Regions from separate parts of the Homo sapiens genome. Here region 2 is linked to region 1. Evidence: chromatin loops called from intact Hi-C (ENCODE). Cell type or tissue: heart right ventricle. All regions are shown on one strand. Links, peaks and the distances in the headings refer to the core of each region. The heading gives the core; the rest is flanking DNA. Region 1 holds the start of ANO1 (anoctamin 1). Region 2 has its middle 97 kb from the start of LINC02753.

Region 1 (7,191 bases), core at 817-5,816:
TTTAAAAAAAAAAAAAAATCAGCAAAGACACCTGTACCTGTATCTGTTGGCACATGCCATCAAATGACACTGAAGAGCAACACTGTGGCCAAACAGGCCAGCTGGGAGGCCCGGAGCTTCCCATAATGAAATGCACCATCTAGACGAATTAGACAAGGGTTTTACTAATTCATGAGCAGGGAATTAATCCTGCCCACAAAATCTGTCCCTGTGGGGTTTTAGTGATAAAAATCACTGAGACAAAAAGAAAACTGGGTGCAACAGTTTATGGAGAGCCCCCACGTATAAGCAGTTAGTGACTGGAGTGGAGAGAGAATCCCAGCAAAGTGACCCATAGGACACAGGCGGGGACAGGGAACCAGAGAAGAGAACCATCTATGGAACAAAAAGGACCCTGTAAACTTGTCCTGGCTTGGGAGATATCTCCAGCTACAGGAATTCTTTTCCCGCTCCTATTTTGGGGGGCTATTGTTTTTACTTTGTGTCGGTCCCTGAAATCCCTAGACCCACGAACCCCCGGCGAAGGCCACGAGAGGCCTGGAGGCAGAACTGGTCCTCTCTGGCCCTTGCTGCACAGAGGCCACGCTGCATTTCCTCTGCCCTTGCTGTGGCATGTCCACACTGTCCACCTGGGAAGACTTGGGGAAGGGGCGAGAGGAAACAGAATGTGGGGATACTGGAGAGAAAAAAAGAAACATAGTGGCAATAGCAAAGAAAGTGGAGTCTTACAGGCAAGCAGATGCCCTGAGCCTGGCTACAGTATAAATCACAGAAACTAGAGGTTAAGCACTGTTTCTTGAGTAAAGCCGCAAGGGGTGCTGTTGGGGAGAAGGTGGGGCCACCTTGCCTAGGAGATGGCCCCCCAGCAGGCAGCCCCCAAGCCCCAGAGCCCTCTCAGGCCAGAAATGTCACTTCCCAAACCTTTGGGAGCACCAGTGTGTCCAGATTTGGCCAAGTATATTTTTACTCTTTTTTTTTTTTCATGCAAACTGCACCTCATAGAGCTCTGGAAGGTCTGTTGGCACTCGAACACAAATTTGAAAAGACAGTACATTAGTATTACACAATGTTGGTTGTTTACCAACAAAGATAAGTGGATGGAGTTACATAATCCTCTGTACATGCGTGTGGGATTCTCCCAGCCCTGGACACTTGAACTTTTAAGGAGCAGAGGCTGTGGAGCACTGTTCCTGGCATGGATTTGGCCAGCCTGGGGCACTTCTCCAAACCCTCTCTCGCTGTCCAAGGTGCAGACAAAGGGTCCTTTAGGGCCACTCAGTGCCCGTTGGCACCACCAGCCTGAGAACCAAATAGCCTTCCTGCACCGCCCCAAGTTCAAGGAAGTCACAGACTTGTGCCTAAATGGGAGAGTCTCACTGAGGCACCAGGAAAGGGTAGGTCATGACAAGATGACATTAGTAGTGACAACAGTCACCATTGCTAAGCCTGGCAGCTTCAGGCACGCTTAAAACTCCCATGAGAAGGCAGAGGCTCTGAGGCCCAGGAGGCTCTGAGGCCAAGGAGGCTGGCACAAGGTCACAAGGCTGGAAGGTGCCAGAGCTGGAGCTAGACCCCACCCCTTCTCTCCAACCCTATCCTAGCTGACTCCAGGTTCCATGCTTGGAACCATGGCACGCTGACGACATCGTGGCCTTTAAAGACAATTTTCTAATCACTTCTGTAGGCCTTGAATGTTCCCCAGTGGCCATTTAACAAGCAATTATTGAGCATCGGCTGTGTGAACCTGGTAGACAACCCACTGTAAAATGAGACGGAATAAATGAAGTGCTAGTTGGGGTTCAGGCAGGTTCTTTGGATAGACAGGAAGGCCTGCATATTTGGGTGGGAAGGGGACAGTAGGGGAGAATCCAGCAGGACTTCCTGCAGGAGGTGCTATCTGATGCACACCGTGAAGAACTCATAGGATGTGAGAGGCAGAGGGACACTTTATTTCCACTGGATGTGGTGGCCAGCATGGCCCCTGGGGCTTAACCTGAGTATGGTCGTCCCCTGGGGACCTGCCTTATTCTCCTTAGGGGAAGAAGACTTGAAGATCTGCAGTGTGCCAGACCCCTGCTAGGTCCGGGGGTAAGAGAGATCAAAGCCACCATCCCCCCCGCTCCGCCCCTCCAGAAAGCAGGACAGCCTTGCCCAGCAGTGGGGAAAGCTCTGCAGGAGCCCCGCCCCACCTCAGAGGATGCGGACTGGTCCTTGGCCCTCCTAAGCCTGAGTGTCCTCTGCAAAATGAGGACCCGCATTCCAACCTTGCAGGTGCGGGGTTAAATGAGATGATACACACTCACGCCCTACATCAGGGACGCTGCACGCACCTGGGCACAGAACACTAAGCACTCCGTAAACTCGGGGGCACCGGTAACATCAGTGGGCTCCAGGGAGATGACTGCCCCGGGAGAGACTCCCCCAGGAGCGCGGGCAGCTGGAGGGGGCGGGTCGGCAGGAACCAGGCAAGCTCCCCGGAGGAGGTGAGTGCTGAGTGACAGCAGGAGTTTGCCAGGGTGGAGGGAAAGGGGCAGAGATCCAGACTCCAATCTCAGAAGCTTCACTCCCCCCGGAGGCGGAGGTGACGCGCCACAGAAGCGCCTGCCACTCGGGGACTTTATTTCAGGTGGGGCTATTGAAAGTTCCCCCCTTTCACACCCGGTATGAAAACCCTCAAAAATCCAAAGGGGCACTTTCCCTGGATAAAAATAAAACTTGGAGGGGCCCGCAGGAATGGAATACTTTTTCTTCCTGTGTTTAAATTTCTACGGAAAATCTGACCGGCGCGGCCACCGCCCCTGCCATAGGCGGGCGGAGAGCGCTTATATCTTTAAGGCAAAGGCGGGCCGGCTGGCGTCCAAGTTCCTGACCAGGCGCGGGCCGGCCCGCGGGACCAGCAGCCGGGTGGCGGCGCGATCGGCCCCGAGAGGCTCAGGCGCCCCCCGCATCGAGCGCGCGGGCCGGGCGGGCCAGGGCGGCGGGCGGAGCGGGAGGCGGCCACGTCCCCGGCGGGCCTGGGCGCGGGGAGGCCCGGCCCCCTGCGAGCGCGCCGCGAACGCTGCGGTCTCCGCCCGCAGAGGCCGCCGGGGCCGTGGATGGGGAGGGCGCGCCGCCCGGCGGTCCCAGCGCACAGGCGGCCACGATGAGGGTCAACGAGAAGTACTCGACGCTCCCGGCCGAGGACCGCAGCGTCCACATCATCAACATCTGCGCCATCGAGGACATCGGCTACCTGCCGTCCGAGGGCACGGTGAGTGCGGGCGGCCGCGACCCGGGCGGGAGGGCCGCGCACCTGCGCCTTGGCGAGGGCGGGAACCGGGCGGCGGCAGGGCCTCCTGGGACCCCAGGGCGGGGGCCGCACCCTCCGCGCAGGGTTCGCGGCGCCCACCCGCGCACGTGCGTGCCGGGAAGGGCGCGCCGGCCCTGGCCAAGTGCGTGCGCCCCGCCTGCGCTCTGAGCGTTCCGAGCGCGGCGCCCACTCCGCCCAGCGCAGCGCCGGGCCCCCAGGCATGGCCCGGCCTCGGAGCTCTGCGGCCCCGAAGCCGCCTCACCCGGGGCTGCAGCTCGGAGCCCAACCAAGAGCTCACGGCTGGCGCCCTGGATGGGACCTTCCCTTCCTGGCTCGCGGCCAGGGGTACCTGTTGGGGCAGCCAGGGTGAGGGTGATGGTGGGGGTCTTGGGTGAAGGCCAAGTTGGTCGCCACTCCACGATGATGGTAACTGCCAGGCCCCACTGCTTCACTATCCTCTGGGGCCAGAGTCCCGAGTCCTCACTTGCCAGAAACGCATATTGTGCCCAGGGCACTGGGCCTGGTACCCTGGCATTGGCACCGAAACTCTCAAAGCCCAGGGTGTCAATCATTGGAGATTGCTTTCTACCCTCGCCCCTGTCTCCCCTGGGCGCCCAGGCCTGGTTCAGGTGGGGGCACTGGTTGGAAGCCAGTCATGTAAGTTGGGGACCCCATCCTGAGGTCCCCAATATCCCCACCACCCTCCCCAGGGCCAGACCCAGAGGTCTAGGTAACCCTATGTTTTAGAGAGGGGGGCAGAATTCTCCCAGGAAGGGTTTGGCTTGAAGGACAAAGTTTGCCGGAAGAGGATAGGACAGGGCTGGGACTGGCTATCTCCTCTTGGGGTGAGGGAAGCTCTCAGCAGCAATTTGTGGGACCTAAGGACAGAAGCTCCCTTCTACCTTCTTCCCATGCAGACCCCATCAAAGCCCCTCCCCAGGCGTCAGGCCCAGCAGGGCTGCTTCAAGCAGGATGAGGATGGCCCTGGCCTGTCCCTCTAGTCTCTGGAGCTCACAGAGAGGCAGGGAATGAAGCGGGAGCAAAGCTCCTGCTTTGAGTCTCTGTTCCAGCGACAGCAGGGACTCTGGCCTTGGTCAGGCCTTGCACCCCTTGGGTCACAGTGGAGGGGGGTGGCCTGGGGGCATCTCTTCAGGAAATGAGATTGCACAGAGCTGCCAGGAGCACTGGGAACAGGTGTAGATGGAGAGGGAGTCTACCTGTGACTCACAGGACTGGCCGGAGGAGCTCAGGGATTGCCATTTGATCAAAGCCATGTGCCAGGCCATGCTGGCCCCTGGGCACCCTCAAAGAATGAGACAGGGAAGGCTCCGCCCATCTGGAGCTTACTTAAGAAATGGTGATGGAACGTTACCCGTTATCCACGGCAGTGACAGGGACTATTCCATAGTGCTGGGCCAGTGCTGTGTCTTAGCTCATTGAACTCTCACAACGTGTGAGGTAGGTGCTATTGCTACAGGCAAGGAGACTGAGGCCCAGAGGGGCAGGTGACCAGCTCCAAGTCACCCATCAGCTGGGAGGACAGTTAGGAAGGGCCCAGGACACAGACCAGGTAGCTGCAGAAAGCCTGCCTGAAGAATAAACATTCTGGAGAAGGAGCTAATTCTACCCATAATGGGTAGGGACTGAGTCTTTCAAAAACATTGCATACTCAAAGTCCCAAAGGTGGGACCATGGAGGTACCAGCCAGGAGCCAGGGGATGGTAGTGGTGGCCAAGGTGATGGAGAAATGGATGCTCTGGGGGTAGACTAGACAAGACCTGATGGTGAACTGAATGTTCAATAAGAAATGGAGCCTGTCATGAATAGCCCCCGGTCTCTAGAGTTTTTGTTCCAGGACCCATTGCTTATCCAGACCCAGAAACTATCTGCCTCCTGCAAACCCAGGTGAAGGCCATAAAGTCTGCAAAGAGGCAGCTGGGCCCAGATGAGACCATCAGCTCCTGGGTTCCACACAACACTTCCGTTACACATACTTTGTTTTGTGAGCTTGGAAGGCTGAATCAGAGGCGCGCGCTGTGGGAGGCAGACCCTGGGAGCAGCATCTGCCGGTAGATGGCCAGACAGGCTGGAGGCTGCAGCCATGGAGCAGGGGCCTGTTGGTGCAGGGCAGGCAGCATGGCAGGGAGAGCCTCCCAGGGCATCCCCGGCACCACTCAAGCCAACAGTTGTTGCTCAGTCATTACCCTGAGTCACCCAACGAAGGCGGCTCTGTACACACGAGGGCCAGAGGGCGTGGGCTGCATTTCAAAAGTTCCTATCCTGTTCTCAGGTGTGAAACTCATACATGCACAAGTCAACCACAAGATAAGTTCATCCAATTCAGGCTGCGGTTCCCAGCCTGTGACTTTTGCCTCTCTTCATTCCCAAGTTCAAGGGTGGAAATGACTTCATTGTTTCTGTGCAGAGATATAAGAAGAAATGACTTGAAAGCCAGAGGCCAGGTTGAATGCAATTTGTTTCCATTTCCCTCTGTTAATCTTTGAGTGTTTCTACTTTCTTCCTTGAAACTGGTGGTTGTCCATGGTCTGGGATCTGTGTGCCCCAAACAAGCCCAGACACTCCAGAGATACCTGATTTGCTGGTATCTGCCCAGTATTTCCTGGCTTATCTGCTGTGGGAGATGATCTGCTTGTAGATTATGGAACGTGCCCCATAATCGTACATTGATATGTAGTGACCTGGTTTTAAAATTTTTTTAGAAGACAAAGGAAGTTTAAAACTGATGTTCCCTTCTTAACTATAATTTGAAGAGTCTCAAAACCAAAAGAAATTTTACAGGCCACTGATTTCATTTAGCCCATTTTCAGAGAAAGTGAACATTGTAGATTCCCTTGAGTGATCAAGATATTTCATATGGATATGAATTCAGTTCCTGGAGTACCAACTCCAGAGACCAGCGGAAGAAACCAGAGCCCAGAGTCCCAGGACAGTATTAAAGGTTAAAGGACATAGGATTGCTTTCCCCCTTCTGCCCTTTTGTTGGAGTTTGAGGAAGGGGTTCATAGAGGCAGGTGTGGACCAGATATAGGCTGCCATTCATGGCGCCTGGGACAGGTCTTCCAGGACACTCCTGCTGTGAAGGGAACCTTTGTCCTTCACATTTTCCCATGTGGCCTCAGGGAAGTATTTCTCTTCCACCATATTCCTATCTTCCTTAGGGAGGCACCTTCCAGGAGTACCTCCCTCAGTTATGCAGAAGGAAGTCTTCAAAATACCTTCAGATCATCGATCACATTTTATCCCCACAAGAATCCTGTGACCTAAGTCCAGATGTCTTTGTCGGCATCTCACAGATGAGAAAACTGAGGCTCCCAGTTGGGGGTTGTGGTGTTTAAGTTGCTGGCCTGCCTGGGTCTCAGCTTCTGTATCCTTGGATCTGATGGCCACAGCCAGCCACAGTATACAAGACCCAGCCTCTGTTGTTCATTCACACATGCCTGCATTCATTCATTCATTCAGCAACCACATATTCAGTGCTAACCATCAAAAAGATGAATAAGAGGGCTGGGTGCCATGGCTCACACCTCTAAATCCAGCACCTTGGGAGGCCGAGGCTGGTGGATCACCTAAGGTCAAGAGTTCAAGACCAGCCTGGCCAACATAGTGAAACCCAAGTCTCTACTAAAATTATGAACATTAACCAGGCATGGTGGTATGCACCTGTAATCCCAGCTACTTGGGAGGCAGAGGCACAAGAATTGCTTGAACCCAAAAGGTGGAGGTTGCAGTGAGCCAAGATCGCACCACTGCGCTCCAGCCTAGGCGACAGAGCAAGAATTCGTCTCAAAAGAAAAGATGAATAAGAAACTCCTTACCCTCAGCAAAGGTGCACCGAGGGGTTGCTTGCCCCTTTCTTAAGAATACAGAAACAGAAATGTTCT
Region 2 (7,191 bases), core at 1,533-6,532, 110 kb before region 1:
AGGGAATGAGTGAAATGTATTATTGCATCTTTTGCCAATGACAGCTTCTAATTTACCTTCCTCGAATCTCTGAGGTCATGTAGGATGGATCCGCAGTGGCTGAGGTAGCCAAGCAGAATAAAATTCTTGAGCCCAGAGTGGACCTCTGGGGAGGCCAGCAGCAAATGTGTCCTCAGCTGTTCTGCCTGCTACCCCCTGGCAGTCACCCTTCCAGCTGAGAGCTGCCCCCAGCCCCTGGAGGGGTCTCCCACCTCCTCTCTCACGGCCCCACCAGATGTGCACAGCTTCCCCACCAGGTGAGCAGCATGTGTGCAGGGTGACCGTGCTGTCACCGCCGTCACTGCTGCTAGGGCTCTGCCATCCCTGAGTCTGTGATGATGGTGACTGTCAGGCAGAACAAGTGGCCCATGGGGACAATGAAGGGCACAGCCCCTTGGCCACACCTAGCTACTGCTGCCTTAAACCCACCGCCCGAAAGAAGGGCAATGTACCTTCCCAGATGACCAATAATACCAGGGACCCAGTGTGACTTTTTTTTTTTTTTTTTGAGATGGAGTTTCGCTCTTTTCACCCAGGCTGGAGTGCAGTGGCAGCATCTCCACTCACTGCAACCTCCACCTCCCAGGTTCAAGTGATTCCTACCTCAGCCTCCCCAGTAGCTGGGATTACAGGCACGCACTACCACAACTGGTCAACTTTGCATTTTTGGTAGAGACGGGATTTCACCATGTTGGTCAGGCTGGTCTCAAACCTCAGGTGATCCCCCAGCGTCGGCCTCTCAAAGTGCTGGGATTACAGGTGTGAGCCACTGCGCCCAGCCCCCAGTGTGACTTCTTAAAGGAGCACATCACTGGACGTGAGACCCACCCGGGGCAAGCCTCTGGCCTGCACAGACCTTGGGCATCATCATTCATCCAACAGAAATTCACCCAGTACCGGCCACGTGCTGACCATCAGCAAGCAAACCAGGCCAGGATTCCTGGCCTGCTGGACACAACCCCATGACATGAAAATCAGCCAACATTTTTTGAGCACCTACTGTGTGCTGGGACCCCATGCTCAGCATTCTACTCTCGTTACCTCATTTAATCCTCAAGACAGCCCTGCAAAGCATGTGCAGCTGTGACCCCCGTGTATCCGTTGAGGAAACAGAGACCCCAAGGAAAGAAAGAACTTGCCCTGACGTGTTTTCTTCCTCGCTCCTAACCAGCTCTGCTGCTACACACAGCCCCTCCCGGGGCCCTACCCCAGGCCCCTCCCCAGGCCCCTCCCCAGGCCCTGCCACGCTGCTTCATGAGATGGAGATATACAGCTCCTCAGGGCAGGGTTGGTGAGAATATCCAAAAAAAAAGGAGGTTAAGCACCTGACACTGCTTGGGAAACAAAGGAGGCACTCAGGGTGGCCCCGCAATGGAAGTCGCTGCTCAGGGGGTTAATGCAGGCTGTGAAACAGGGCCACCTGCAACCGTGGCTTTTCAAAGCTGAAGCCATACCCTGGAGGGAGAGAGGATCCTTGGGCACTGACCCTGGCTGTCCACAGCTAAATGATCATGGGACACCCATGACCATGGGCGTGGCTGGAGGAGGCCCTGCCCTCAGGGGTCTATTGGCATCCAGGGGAAGTGTCTACGGGGTAATGATTAACCCACACCTGCCACCTGGTTTTCAGCCTTCTTGCCCTGCTGACTCATTTTGCAAATCCCACTTGCAAAATTTGGGAGCAGCCTGGGTCCAGCCCCCGCCACGCCACCTCACCTGAGATTCCAGCAGTGGAGGTGCTGCGTCGCCGGGTGGGGTGGCCCTGGCATTCGGACCTGCCACTGGGAAGCCCGAGGCCGGCATGTGGGAGGCGAGTGGGATGGAGGAAAGAGCGATGGAAGAGCTGGCGATGGAGGAGACAGCGCTGGACCCTCTGCTGGCAGGTAAGGATGGGGTTGGGGCGTTGGGGTGAGAGGCAGGGGACAAGGAGAGCATCACTTGCTGTCAACCCTGCCTAGGCAGAACACCCAGCCTGCCCCCTGGGACCCTGCAGAGAGCATGGGGAGGACCCAGAGAGCAGACTTCTAAGCAGTGTCCCACCCTGCCCAGTTGATTGAGGGCAAGAGAGGTGCCCCCAAGGTGGGCAGGGCCTGACAGTGGGTGAGTTGATGCAAGCACCTTCTAGGGTGGCAAACAACCCCTCCTGAGAACAATGATCACAAACCCTAGAGCTGCTCAGCCTCAGTACTGGTGACCCTGCAGGGGGACAATTCTTCATCTTAGGGGTGTTCTGGGCACTGGGAAATGTTTACAGCATCCCTGGCCTCCACGCAGTAGAGGCCAGTGCACCCCTACCCTCTGTTGTGACAACCTAAAAATGTCTCCAGACATTGCCCAATGTCCCCTGAGGGCACAGTCCACCAGCTCCCTGGAGAACCACACGCTGTCTGTATCGCACGTTAGCTAGCATCAGGCTCTGAGCGCCCGTATCGCACGTTAGCTAGCATCAGGCTCCGAGCGCCCGTATCACACGTTAGCTAGCATCAGGTTCCGAGCGCCTGTATTGCACGTTAGCTAGCATCAGGCTCCGAGCGCCTGTATCGCACATTAGCTAGCATCAGGCTCTGAGCGCCGGTATCGCACGTTAGCTAGCATCAGGCTCTGAGCGTAGCCTTCAGCCATGATGCACCTGAGCTTCATCAGGTCCTAGGAGGTTGGTCCGATGCTGGTGGTGACTCAAGGCTTTGGGGCCAGGCCCCCGCATTCCATCTCAGACTTCTTCTTCATGAGCTGGGCCACCCAGAGCCAGTTGCCTGGCCTGTCTCTGCCTTAGTTTACCCATCAGTAAGCGGGGCTGATAATGCCATCCACCCCAGAGGACTCTGGAGTAGGGAAAGTGCATAAATGAAAACATGTCAAGGGCTCTGAGCACAGGGCCTGGCACCTGCTAAATGCTGTCACGGCCCCCGTTTACACAAGAGTAAAGCTGAGGCCTGGAGAAATCCAGTCACCTGCCCGAGGGCCACACAACTGGTCCGGTGAGGGCTGTGAGTAACCCTGGATGTCCCTCTGCAGAGTCTTCTGTGCAGAGAAAGGAGACATTGAAAAGAGGGGCTGAGAATTCAGAGTCCTAGCCCGAGGCCTGCCCTGTTCTACCTGTGTGGCCTTGGGTAGTTCACTCCCCTCTCTGGGCCTGGGTCCCTGTTGGATGAGAGATTCCATTTTCAGCAACACTCATGGAGTGGCTGCTGGGCCTGCTGTGTCTCGCATTGATCTTGTCTTACAGGGACTCCTGCTCAGTGGAGGTGGGGTGTCTGAGGGCCTTCCTGGCATCAGGGGTGGGCAGGGAGACTTTGGGGTCCACTATATCTATCCGACCAGCCCCATCCTTCATCCCAAGGTTTATCGAGTGAATGAATGAATGGATGAGCAAGTGAGGAAGCTGACCACCTTCCCCTGGCCCTGTGGGAACTCGGGAACACTGGCTGGAACGTCCTCTCCTGTAGTACAAAGCAGGAGGAGGAGGCCATTCTTGGTGCCTCCCTGAGAGAGGCCTGAGCCAGGGGTGGTGGTGGGTGGGGAGCTGCCTTCCCAGAGACCCCTTGGGCCAAAGCAGGAACGACCCCCAGGGATGACCCTCTGCCTCTGGGGCCCTCTGGCCTCCTTTGGAAGCAAGTTCCAAAGGCAGAGGCAGACAGGGTGAGCATTTGCAAAAATGAGCAAATTCGCTGGAAAAGAACGGATTTTTATTTTTGGTTTGTTCTCGACGTGTCGGAGAGTCAAGACAGAGGGAGGAGGAATGTGAATTAAGCAATAAAATGTTTACCAAGGAGCCCTCGAATGACTCCGGCGTGCTGCCAAAGTTCTGTGATCCCTGAACTGAGATTGTTCGAGGACCCGTTTCTTCCTCGGTGGCCCCCGATGGCCCTGCTGAGATGCAGGGATGCGGTGGCATCGCTCTGTCATTCCTCAGGCAGGGTCCCTTCCCAGCTGGTCTGAGCCACTCACACCTAGAGGGCATGAGCACTTGGACCTCCAAGGGCAGAGGGGGCTCAGAGGCCAGCCTCCACCTCTCTTTCGTGGACAGGATTTCTGTCCAGGAGCAGCAGGGAATGGTACTCTTATGCCAACTACACAGCCCGCGGACTTTGGACCTAGCCTTCAGTATGTGCTGGCAGCACAGGGTTGTCCCTTGAGGGAGCCCTGGCAGGACCCTTTGTTGCACTGTTGGAAGCTGCACCCTCCAGTCTTCACTCCTTTGTCACTAACCTCTAGGTTCTCAGAGCCTGGATTACAGCTCCAGCCTCTCCAGAGAGGAGCAGTTAGATATGTGGCAGTCAGTCACACTCTAGTGTAAATGAAGCCAGCCGTGGTCTTTCTTGGTGGCTGCTGCCTGAATGGAAGTGGGATCCCCTTCAGGATGTTAGACAGCCACGGGACTGCAAGGGCTGCAGGGCCACGGGAGGGTCCCTCATAGGGGCCGGGGTGCACAGCTGCCGGTGGAAAGCCGTGCCCCTTCTCCTGCTGTCCCCAAAGCCCCAGGGAATCTCCTTCGGAGCCATGGGTAGCCTTCCTCCTAGGGCAGAGGCTGAGAAGGGTGGTAGGAGAACTACATGATCTGGTCTGAGGTGTGGCTGGATCCTGGTGCTGGGACTGACCTGGGGCAAATCTGGGGAGTCTCTCTGCACTCAGCTCTCTCTTCTGGAAAAATGGGAATGAGACTCCTGGAAGGACTGGAGTCAAGCGGCTGTGCTTTCTCTGGTGATGTTCACGGTCTGACGCTGGAGATGGAAGAGGCTTCTATCTCTGGCTACTGCCCCCGTCTCTCTTTAGACTAGGAACCTGAGCATCCAGCTCTCCTGGGAAAGTGCATCTCTCCTGCCAAGAGAAGTTGTGAAATGCGGCTGCCGGGTCGCAGGGTAAAGAGAAAGAGGCAGTCTGGGAGCCTCAAGAGACCCGGATGCGGCCAGGCACGGTGGCTCACACCTGTAATCCCAGCACTTTGGGAGGCCGAGGCGGGTGGATCACAAGGTCAGGAGTTCGAGAACAGCCTGGCCAATATGGTGAAACCCCGTCTTTACTAAAAATACAAAAATTAGCCAGGCGTGGTGGTGGGCACCTGTAGTCCCAGCTACTTAGGAGGCTGAGGCAGGAGAATCGCTTGAACCTGGGGGGCAGAGGTTGCAGTGAGCTGAGATCATGCCACTGCACTCCAGCCTGGACAACAGAGTGAGACTCATCTCAAAAAACAAACAAACAAACAAAACGAAAGAGAGACCTGGATGCAGGAGCATGGCCAGGATGAACTGTGTCCCTCCCCATCAATCAGAAAGGGGGTTCCCCGGTGTGAGAGGGGAATTGCCATGCAATTGCAGGGGTGAGGGTGACGTGTTCTCAGAGCTTCAGAGAGAATCCCTGCTAACAGGAAATGCAGACAAACAGGAAGAGAGGAAGGGGAGGGCAAAGGAGGGAAGGCTGGGGGAAGTTCTTTCTCCCGAGGAGACCCCAAAGAGGTGAGGCTCCACATCAGAAGCCCGAGCAGAACCCCGCGGCCACAGTGCGCACGGCTGCAGAGAGCCCAGGCACTGTGCTTCGGTCCCAGCCCCAGCCTTGGCCTCAAGGGAAGGGTTTTCTCAGACCCACGGGGAACAGCAGCCCCCGGAGCCCAGAGCTGAGCTGACAGCACCGTGGTGTTCACTTTCCAAGTGCCACCAGCCCCATCGATCAGTCCTCCTGGGAATGTCATGTTAGGAAAGGTTCGTGAACTGTGGTCCCGACCAGCACGCGGGAGGCAGGGGCTGTTTGCTTTAGCAACAACTTCACACAGGTCTGAAGCGAAATGTTTACATAAGGGGAACTCTGTGACCTCGGGAAGGTCACTCCCCTTCTCTGGGGCTGTTTTTTCATGTCTGTCATGATAAGGGAGGAGTTCAAATGTGGCCTCGCAGGGAGTGGGGACCCAGGGAAGGCCTCCATTGATTCTGCAGTGAGAGGCAGAAATGCCACCTTTAAAAGGGTGGAAGTTAATTTCTCTAACAGAAAACAAGTCAAGAGGTGGGCATTCCAGGATCCCAAGGCTGGTAGGGGCCTCATGCAGTCATCGGACACCCTGTGTTCTCTCAGGCCGCCCTCCCATGCTCAGCACGGATATCCACCTTGTGGCCCAAGATGGCTGCTTGGGCTCAAGTCATCACATATGCGTTCCAGCCAGCAGGAAACAGAAAGGGCAAAGAGAGGCACTCTCCCTTCTTGGAAGCTGCCCCCTGGCCTGAACTTAGTCCATGGCCACACCTGGCTGCAGAGAACAGGACATGCAGTTTTTGTTCTGGGTTGTCACATGTCAGGTAAAAACTAGGCAATCTCTTACTGAGAAAAAGGCCAAGAATAAATATTGGGGGTGGGGAGGAGAACTGTCAGTCTGTGACACAGGTTCAGGACAGAATTCCTAGTCCCTGTGCTGGGGGGGCACCAACTAGCTGGAGACCTGGGGTTTCACTTCTTCCCTCTGAGTCTCAGTTTCCTCATCTGTAAAAGGGGAGAGTTGGTCCCCATGGTCTCTGGGTCCTCTCCAGCCTAGACCACGTGTGATTCTATGTTCCACACAATTTGCCTCATGGAGCTTTCTAGATTTGAAGCTCTGCTAGGACAGAGAGTTTTGTGTGTTCTGTTCTCTGCTGTATCCTAGAACTGTGCCTGGCACGTGGTCTGTGTGTTTGCTGAGCAGCTGAATGATGGCTGGTGTTTTAACAGGTTGAATTTGTATAGAGGCCACTTGCTTTTGCTCTCTTCTTTAAAAAAGAGAAACTTCTAAAAAGTTTCTAAGAAAAAAACTTTTCATTTTTTCTTTTTCTTTTTACTCCTCCTCCTCCTCCCTTCCTTCTTGTTTGTTTTGTTTTTGTTTTTTAGATACTCAGACTTTTCCTCACTGGCTGCCTCCCTGTCTTCCTTCCCAGACCATGGACTGGGGCTGTCGGAGGAGGCCAAGTGAGAGAATCAAAGCTCACCCTCACTTTCAGAGCTCCAGGCCCGGGGAGGCCTGTGGCTAATGCTGGATGAGCTTTGACACCCAGTAGGGGTGTCCTCCCCGTGTGTTTATGTAACTCTCACCTTCACGACTGCCGGAAAGGTGACTCTTATCCCATCCTTACCTACTTTGCAGAGAACAAAACAGACACTGACTGCTTCAGTCTGTGAGATGACAGAAATGACTCC

Evidence for each region. Peaks named below come from ENCODE experiments on the same cell type or tissue, not always from the same donor. Only the 100,000 strongest peaks of a DNase experiment are listed, where the experiment ranks them.
Region 2: it touches region 1 in a loop (2.1-fold over the local background); 6 of 110 quality-filtered maps call a loop at or near these places.

The regions. Positions count from the first base shown.
Region 1 is chr11:70,075,465-70,082,655 of GRCh38, forward strand. ANO1 (anoctamin 1) reads left to right here and starts at 2,853. Exons shown (of 26, transcript NM_018043.7): 1 at 2,853-3,250. The coding sequence starts at 3,143. It also overlaps the pseudogene RNU6-1175P. In heart right ventricle, for the core only: a CTCF peak has its summit at 3,160; no DNase peak of the experiment used is centred there; H3K4me3 peaks cover 3,408 bases; H3K27ac peaks cover 4,136 bases; H3K27me3 peaks cover 3,742 bases.
Region 2 is chr11:69,964,724-69,971,914 of GRCh38, forward strand. It overlaps a transcript of ANO1 not described here. Among named protein-coding and RNA genes, the nearest start is that of LINC02753, 97 kb to the right of the region's middle. RefSeq lists enhancers at 42-825, 1,610-2,393. In heart right ventricle, for the core only: no CTCF peak of the experiment used is centred there; a DNase peak (open chromatin) is centred at 3,841; H3K27ac peaks cover 1,555 bases; H3K27me3 peaks cover 1,813 bases.